Linked DNA regions of Homo sapiens: region 1 is linked to region 2. Evidence: read pairs that join two places in POLR2A ChIA-PET (ENCODE). Cell type or tissue: PC-9. All regions are shown on one strand. Each heading gives the region's core, and the rest is flanking DNA. Links, peaks and the distances in the headings are about the cores only. Region 1 has its middle 14 kb from the start of MIR4657. Region 2 overlaps LOC124901622 (a long non-coding RNA gene).

Evidence for each region. Peaks named below come from ENCODE experiments on the same cell type or tissue, not always from the same donor. Only the 100,000 strongest peaks of a DNase experiment are listed, where the experiment ranks them.
Region 1: POLR2A ChIA-PET joins it to region 2 with 8 read pairs; 3 of 35 experiments call an interaction of 5 or more read pairs at or near these places.

Annotation. Positions count from the first base shown.
Region 1 is chr7:44,865,687-44,870,077 of GRCh38, reverse strand. No RefSeq gene overlaps it. Among named protein-coding and RNA genes, the nearest start is that of MIR4657, 14 kb to the left of the region's middle. In PC-9, for the core only: no CTCF peak of the experiment used is centred there; a DNase peak (open chromatin) is centred at 2,557.
Region 2 is chr7:44,725,378-44,729,768 of GRCh38, reverse strand. LOC124901622 (a long non-coding RNA gene) reads left to right here. Exons shown (of 2, transcript XR_007060299.1): 2 at 3,266-3,471. Among named protein-coding and RNA genes, the nearest start is that of ZMIZ2, 21 kb to the left of the region's middle. In PC-9, for the core only: no CTCF peak of the experiment used is centred there; a DNase peak (open chromatin) is centred at 1,928; H3K27ac peaks cover 2,249 bases.

The sequences.
Region 1 (4,391 bases), core at 163-4,162, 140 kb before region 2:
CTGCCTTTCAGCACTACACATCCAAAATGACTATCTTCTCTCTTCTGAATTCCCCTTGCATTTTACCTGTTTAATAGAGTAAAAAGGATGTAATATGTAGGTATGTATAGGAATGTATACATATGTATGTAACATGTATGTGTCTTTCTAGACTCTAAGCCTCTTGAGATCAAGGTCCACCCACATGAGATTCATCTTTGTATCTGCTAGGTATCCAGCATAGTAGATACTGGATCAAATGTTTACTGAATAGATGAAGCTACATATCAGTCTTAAGATTTATTTTTGAAATAAAAGTAGTTTCTTATAGAAAAAAATAAAAATAAAAAAATAAAATTGCCCAAATGATTTTTAGAAAAAAAAAAAAAAAAGACATAAATGAATGTGCCTCCTTTCCCCAAACCTACTCTGTAAAGATAACTGCTGTTAAACAATTTAGTATGCATCCTTTTGTAGTTTTTTAATGAAGTATTTTTTAAATCTCACAGTGTTAAGTGGCCATCACATTTATGTATGTATTAATATATATTGAAAAAAATTGTATTAGCTCAGTAAATAAAATGATAATGAATTTATGTGGAGCACACTGATGGCTTTTTCCTGAGGCTTTCTTTTTTTTTTTTTTTTTTTGAGACGGAGTCTAGTTCTGCAGCCTAGGCTGGAGTGCAGTGGCGTAATCTCGGCTCACTGCAACCTCTGCTTCTGGGGTTCAAGTGATTCTCCTGCCTCAGCCTCCTGAGTAGCTGGGACTACAGGTGCCCACCATCATGTCCGGCTAAGTTTTGTATTTTTAGTAGAGACGGGGTTTTGCTATGTTGGCCAGGCTGGTCTCAAACTCCTGACCTCGTGATCCGCCGGCCTTGGCCTCCCAAAGTGCTGGGATTACAGGCGTGAGCCACCCCGCCCAGCCTCCTGAGGCATTTTCTAACATACATGTCTTATATTGAGCTGTGCACAAGGCCCACAAATCTTAGGCAGAAATAATTTTTTTTTTGCGCTATACCATGCCGAGATTTTTTTCTTTTGCAGAAATAAATTGAAAATTAATTTCAGACCCAGCGCGGTGGCTCAGGCCTATAATCCCAGCACTTTGGGAGGCCGAGGAGGGCGGATCACCTGAGGTCAGGAGTTCGAGACCAGACTGACCAACATGGAGAAACCCCGTCTCTACTAAAAATACAAAATTAGTTGAGCGTGGTGGCACATGCCTGTAATCCCAGCTACTAGGGAGGCTGAGGCAGGAGAATCACTTGAACCTGGGAGGCGGAGGTTGTGGTGAGCCGAGATCGTGCCATTGCACTCCAGCCTGGGCAACAAGAGTGAAACTCCGTCTCAAAAAAAAAAAAAAAGAAAAAAGAAAGGTAATTTCATTCTTTCTTTTAGGCCCCATTTAATCAGACTCAGGTAAGTACATCTCATGTAATGGTAAAATGAAAATTCTTGGTCTTCAGCCGGGCGTGGCGGCTCACATTTATAATCCCAGCACTTTGGGAGGCCAAGGTGGGCGGATCACGAGGTCAGGAGTTCGAGATCAGCCTGGCCAATATGGTGAAACCCCGTCTCTACTAAAACTTAAAAAGAAAAAAAATTAGCCAGGCGTGGTGGCGCGCACCTATAGTCCCAGCTACTCAGGAGGCTGAGGCAGAAGAATTGCATGAACCCGGGAGGCGGAGCTTGCAGTGAACCGAGATTGTGCCACTGCACTCCAGCCTGGACAACAGAGCGAGACTCTGTCTCAAAAAAAAAAAAAAAATCACCTAATAGGTGCATATTTCCCTTTGAGTTAAACAACTTACATTTAAAATGAACAAGTTGGCCAGGCGCGGTGGCTCATGCCTGTAATCCCAGCACTTTGGGAGGCTAAGGCAGGTGGATCATTTGAGGTCAGAAGTTCGAGACCAGCCTGGCCAACATGGTGAAACCCCATCTCTACTAAAAATACAAAAATTAGCCAGGTGTGGCGGAACGCACCTGTAATCCCAGCTACTCGGGAGGCTGAAGCGGGAGAATTGCTTGAACCTTGGAGGTGGAGGCTGCAGTGAGCCGAGATTCGCACTGCTGCACTCCAGCCTGGGCGAGGTGACAGAGCTAGACTCCGTCTCAAAAAAAATAAATAAATAAAATGAACAAGTCACTAAATGAAGTGATTCTCTGCTGATAATTCACTGGATGAAGGAGTACTGGGATCCAATTGGCCTTATGAGATGATGGCTAAGTTTAAGAATAAGAAAATGTATTGTCTTTACTGGCTTGTTGTATGACCTTAAGTGAGTTGTTTCTCTGCATAAAAAAATCCCTGCCCTTATTTACATCTAGCTGCTTCTGGCCTTGAAGCTTTGGCTTGGAATTCTGAAAGAGTTTTTTTTTTTTTAATTGGGTCCTCTATCATGCATAGTTCAGAACATAAAGGCAGGTTCCTCACCTTCTAGTATAAATAACATAAAAAGAGAAAGCATGCTAGGTGTTCTGGCAGAATGGCAGAAAACAAACTTCTGAAGGAAGAAGAGCTGTTGTCAGCGATGTGGAATGTTCTAGTCCAGCAGCTGCTGATTTTCTGGCAGTGAAAACCCAGCTGGTGACATCACTTAGGCAAGTGACTCATCAGAGCAGTGCTCTCATTTATCTGCTCCTCATCTGACACCACATCTTTTCTGGTGGGGACTGCAAACTCTATTTTGATTACACCTGCTGAACTCTCCCAAACCTTTGTCAGCTATAGGTTTTCTCTTTTGTGGGCAAGACTTAGGATAGAAACAAGCGTGGGAATTATCAGGGTTTGTTGCAGTGTTTTATATTGTACCTACCATTTTGCCTTCAAAGGTCACACTTTAAGGGAGCCAGGGCCAGGCAGGTGGCTCCTGATCCCAGCACTCTGGGATGCTGAAGTGGGTGGATCGTTTGAGTTCAGGAGTTCAAGACTAGCCTGGGCAACATGGTGAGACCTCACCTCTATTAAAAAATATAAAAAATTAGCCAGGCATGGTGCCATGTGCCTGTAGTCCCAGCTACTTGGAAGGCTGAGGTGGGAGGATCACCCAACCCTGGGAGATCAAGCCTGCAGTGAGCCATGATGATACCACTGCACTCCAGCCTCGTCAACAGAATGAGACCCTGTCTCAAAAGAAGGGGGGCTTGGGAGTGGAGCCAGCTCTCTCAATTTCCCTGCAAGCTGCTCCCATCCACCCTCTGAGGCTACGCCTGACATCATTGCTGGGGTGTGTTCTAGAGCACCTTCTCTCCATGACTGTGTGGGTTTTCTCTGGGTACTCTGGTCTCCTCCCACATCCCAACGATGTGCAGGTTAGGTTCATTGGCATGTCTAAAGTGTCCCAGTCTGAGTTCATGTGCCGTGTGTAGAATAGCATTCAGTCCAGGATTGGCTCCCACCTTGTACCCTCAACTGCCAGGATAGGCTCCAGCCACCCACAACCCTGAACTGGAATAAATGGGTTAGAAAATCAATGTATGGATAAATGAATACAAATTATTATAAAATAAAAATTGGTAAAGAATATGATAATTATACAAATGCATGACAATAGGCAATGAACAATGAGGAATGAAATTGCTCAGTGAGCCTGCCAAATGTGTGATTGTTTTTTAACTGTGTGGTAGCAGAGGCCATTCCTTACAAATTTTGCTTTATAAACATTTATTCCTTAATTTAACCCACCCCACTGTGACAGTCATCACTCATTCATTCACCAAAAATGAGGCAAATAATTATCCTACTTGTTTTTATTAATCTTTTTTTTTTTTTTTTTTTTGAGATGGAGTCTCACTCTGTCATCCAGGCTGGAGTGCAGTGGCATAATCTCAGCTCACTGCAACCTCCACCTCCCAGATTCAAGCAATTCTCTTGCCTCAGCTTCCTGCATAGCTGGGACTACAGGTGTGCGCCACCATGCCCAGCTAATTTTTTTTGTATGTTTAGTACAGACTGGGTTTCACCATGTTGGTCAGGCTGGTTTTGAACTCCTGACCTCAGGTGATCTGCCCACCTTGGCCTCCCAAAGTGCTAGGATTACAGGCGTGAGCCACCGTGTCCAGCCTGTTTTTATTAATCTTTCTTAAATGTATGTATAGCTCAAATTTATTTCAATGTTTAATATTAGAAGCTTTTTGGGTCTTTATTTAGAAGTTTGGTAATGTTTTTGTGACCAGAAATATGCTGTAGGAACTTAACTCTTGTTTATATCAATTACCCTGTCAACCTGAAAAAAAAAGACACTAGAAAAAAATTAACTCTAAATATGTTGGGTGTTGGGTTTACTCTGGAATAGAAATAAGGATTATAATCTAGAGTGCAGCTGGGCGCAGTGGCTCACATCTGTAATCCCACCACTTTGAAAGGCTGAGGTGGGCAGATCACCTGAGGTCAGGAGTTCGAG
Region 2 (4,391 bases), core at 184-4,183:
AAAGGCTAAAAAAAAAGGCACCACTCAAAGATGGACATGACTGTAAAAAAAAGAAAAACAATTAGGAAAGGGTAGGTATATGTAAAATAGGTGAAGGGTGGGGATGAATCAGGAAAGTGCACCAAATGGGAACAGAGGTTCTCAATCTGGTCCGTGGATTTATCCAAGACTCATAGCATGGTATTCAGGCTTTAAACTGCCTTCGGCTTGAAGGTCAAGTTTCACCAGGGACCTGACCCTGTCTGCCCAGTGATTTGTCTGCCTCCTGCTGCTATCACTGGGATAGCTATCCTGCTGCTATCACTAGGCGTGTGCCACCTCATCCAGCCAAAATGAAATATTTTCTTTAAAAAAATTTTTTTTTATGTCTGGGTGTGGTGGCTTACACCTGTAATCCCAGCACTTTGGGAGGCTGAGGCAGGCAGATCACGAGGTCAGGAGTTCGAGACCAGCCTGACCAACATGGTGAACCCCATCTCTACTAAAAATACAAAATTAGCTGGGCATGGTGGCGCACACCTGTAATCTCAGCTACTCAGGAGGCTAAGGCAGGAGAATCGCTTGAACCTGGGAAGCAGAGGTTGCAGTGAGCCAAGATCGCGCCATTGCACTCCAGCCTGGGTGACAGAAAGAGAATCCGTCTCAAAAAAATAAATAAATAAATAAAATTTTTTAGAGTAGAAATGGTGTCTTACTATGTCAACTAGGCTAGAGTAAAACTGCTGGGCCTAAGTAATCCTCCAGCCTCAGCCTCCCAAAGTGTTGGGGTTATAGGCGTGAGCCACCATGCCCTGCCAAAAATGGAATCTTTTTTTTTTTTTTTTTTGAGATGGAGTCTCACTCTGTCGCCCAGGCTGGAGTGCAGTGTCACGATGTCGGTTCACTGCAACCTCTGCCTCCTAGGTTCAAGCGATTCTCCTGCCTCAGACTCCCAAGTAACTGGGATCACAGGCATCCGCCACCACGCCCAGCTAATTGTGTATATTTAGTAGAGATGGGGTTTCACCATATTAGCCAGGCTGATCTCGAACTCCTGACCTCAGGTGATCTGCCTGCCTTGGTCTCCTAAACTGCTGGGATTACAGGCATGAGCCACTGTGCCCAGCCCAAATGGAATCTTTTTAAAATTTTATTTTCAGTTTGTTCACTGCTACTGTGTAGAAATACAAATGATTTTTGTACATTGATTTTTGTATCCTGCAATCTAGCTGATCTCATTTACTAATTCTAACAGTTTTTTTAGTAGGTTCTTTAGTATTGTTTTTTATTTTTCTTTTTCTCGCTCTGTCACCCAGGAGAACAGTGGTGCAATCTTGGCTCACTGCAACCTCTGCCTCCTGGGTTCAAGTGATTCTCCTGCCTCAGTCTCCGGAGAAGCTGGGATTACAGGTGCCCACCACCACACCTGGCTAATTTTTGTATTTTTAGTAGGGATGGGGTTTCACCATGTTGACCAGACTGGTCTTGAACTCCTGACCTCAGATGCTCAACTTGCCTCTGCTTCCCAAAGTTCTGGGGATTGCAGGCGTGAGCCATTGCACCCAACCAGTATTCTCTATATAAAATATAAAGTAATCTGCAAATAGAGATAATTTCACTTTTTCTTTTGCAATCTGAATGCCTTTTATTTCATCTTTTCTTTTCTTTCTGTTTTTTTTTGGAGGGGGGAGGGGCTGGATCTTGCTCTGTCATCCTACAGACTGCACTCTGTAGGCTGGAGTGCAGTGGCCAGATCAAGACTTACTGCAGCCTCAACCTCCTGGGCTCAAGCAATCCTCCTGAGTAGCTGGGACTACAGGCACACACCACCATGCCTGGCTAATTTTTGTATTTTTTGTAGAGATGAGGTTTCGCCATCTTGCCCAGGCTGGTCTCAAATTCCTGGCTGGTCTTGAATTCCTGAGCTCAAGTGATTCACCCACCACAGCCTCCCAAAGTGCTGAGATTACAGGCGTGAGCCACTGTTCCTCGCCATATTTCATTTTCTTGCCTAATTGCTCTGGGTAGAACCTCCAGTGCAATGTTGAACAGAAGTGATGAAAAGTGATTGGTCTCCCTGCCTCTGCCCTTACCTCAAAGAAAGCAGCCAAAGGGGGCCCTGTAAAGCATAAGCCAGCACATGACACTCCTCTCAGAACCCTGTAATGGTTTCCCACTGCACTCATGCTCAAATAAGACCCAGTCCCTTTAAGGTTTGACACACTCTGGCCCGGCTGTCTTCCTGCCTTCATCTCCTATTACTTCCTCTCCTTGCTCACTATGCTCCAGCCACACTGGCTGACTTTCTGACTCCCAGACCTCTCCAAGTTCCTTATCTTTCCATTTCCCACACCCTTTCCTGTGCTGCTCCTTTCCCAGACTTCCATATGGCTCATTGTCTCATTTGTACCCATGTAATTTTAATTTATGGAGGTGACTAAGTGACAAAGTGAGGAGACCAATGCCATTGAAAGGGAAGTTTAATGTAACTCACGGTTTTTCTAGAAACAAGAGGCATGCCATGCCATGTCACATGGAGAAGCACCAAGTTTGGTCAGGAGGCATAAGCAGGATCTGGGGGAAGCCTACGCCAGATTCTTTTTTTTTTTTTTTTAGACAGAGTCTTGTTCTGTCACCCAGTCTGGAGTGCAATGGCACGATCTCGGCTCACTGCAACCTCTGGCTCCCAGGTTCAAGCAATTCTCCTGCCTCAGCCTCCTGAGTAGCTGGGATTACAGGCGCCCGCCACCATGCCCAGATAATTTTTATATTTTTAGTAGAGATGGGGTTTCACCATGTTGGTCAGGCTGGTCTCTGACCTCAGGTGATCCATCCATCCGCCTCGGCCTCCCAAAGTGCTGGGATTAACAGGTGTGAGCCACCACGCCTGGCCTCAGATTCTTTATTGGGGTTTCTGTGGGACAGGTGTGAAAGAAAAATAAATCTCGGGACCCCAAAATCATTAAGCCAAGGGAAAAGTCAAGCTGGCAACTATGTCAGGCAAACCTGCCCCCCAGTTTAGTCCTAGATAAGACAGCTACAAAAATAAGGAGCTACATACCTCCCTCACAATTTGCCCACAAGGAAATTTCTGTCTGACAAAGGTCAGACAGAACTCAAGTCACCTCTCTAAGGATCACCTAAGACAAATGCATATCTGATTGCTTCCTCTGCCCTATTGTTTATATAAAAAAGCATATTCACTGAGCCAGACTAAATTGTGTATTCAGTGGAAGGCTGATCAAGGACTCAAAATAATGCAACCTTTTGTTTCTTATCCACTTAGGACCCGGAAGCCCTCACCTCCAGTTGTCCCGCCTTACCGGATCCAACCAATGTACAGCTGACACATATTGATTGATGTCTCATGTCTCCCTGAAATGTATAAAAGCAAGCTGTACCACGACCACCTTGGGCACATGTCCTCAGTACCTCCTGAGGCTGCGTCTTGGGCGCGTCCTTAACCATGGCAAAATAAACTTTCTAAATTGACTGAGACCTTTCTCAGATATTTTGGGTTCACACAGGCAAGGCAGAGAAAGGTGAACAGTTTGGGATTTGCTCACTTGAATAATTTTGGTGGGCTTTGGGATATTGGGGCTGTCCCAAGTTGTCTGGAACTTGGCCCTGTGTTGATTTCGGGCAGGGGAAAAATTCACTTGGTATGTGAGTGTTTGATAAAGGAGATGGTTGGGTGTATAGGCTCTAGACTGATTAGTTTGCATATAAACGGTATATTCTCAGGGAGCACTTTTGTAAGAATTGACTAGCCCTAGGAAGGGCAACCTTTCTCCAGCCAGCAAGGTCACAAATGCTAGAGCATTAAGAATACAGAAAATAGTCTGTAATCCTAGCACTTTGGGAGGCCGAGGTGGGCGGATCACGAGGTCAGGAGTTTGAGACCAGCCTGCTCAACATGGTGAAACCCTGTCTCTACTAAAAATACAAAAATTAGCCAGGCATGGTGGCGGGCACCTGTAATCCCAGCTACTTGGGAGACTGAAGCAGGAGAATTGCTTGAACCCAGGAGGCAGAGGTTGCAGTGAGCTGAGATCATACCACTGTACCCCAGCCTGGGCAACAGAGCGAGACTCCACCTCAAAAAAAAAAAAGAAAGGGATTCAGAAAATAAAACTGGGCATGGTGGCTCATGCCTGTAATCCCAGCACTTTCAGAGGCTTAGGTGGGCTTGGGCTTGAACCCAGGAGTTTGAGAGCAGCCTGGGCAACATGTGTCTACAAAAAAAAAAAAAAAATAAATACAGAAATTAACCAGACGTGGTGGCAAGTGATTATAGTTCCAGCTACTCGGGAGGGGAGGTGGAGGTTGCAGTGATCACAGCACTGCACTTCATCCTGGGTGACAGAGCGAAACCCTGTTTCAAAAAAAGAAAAAAAAAAGAAAAGAAAAGA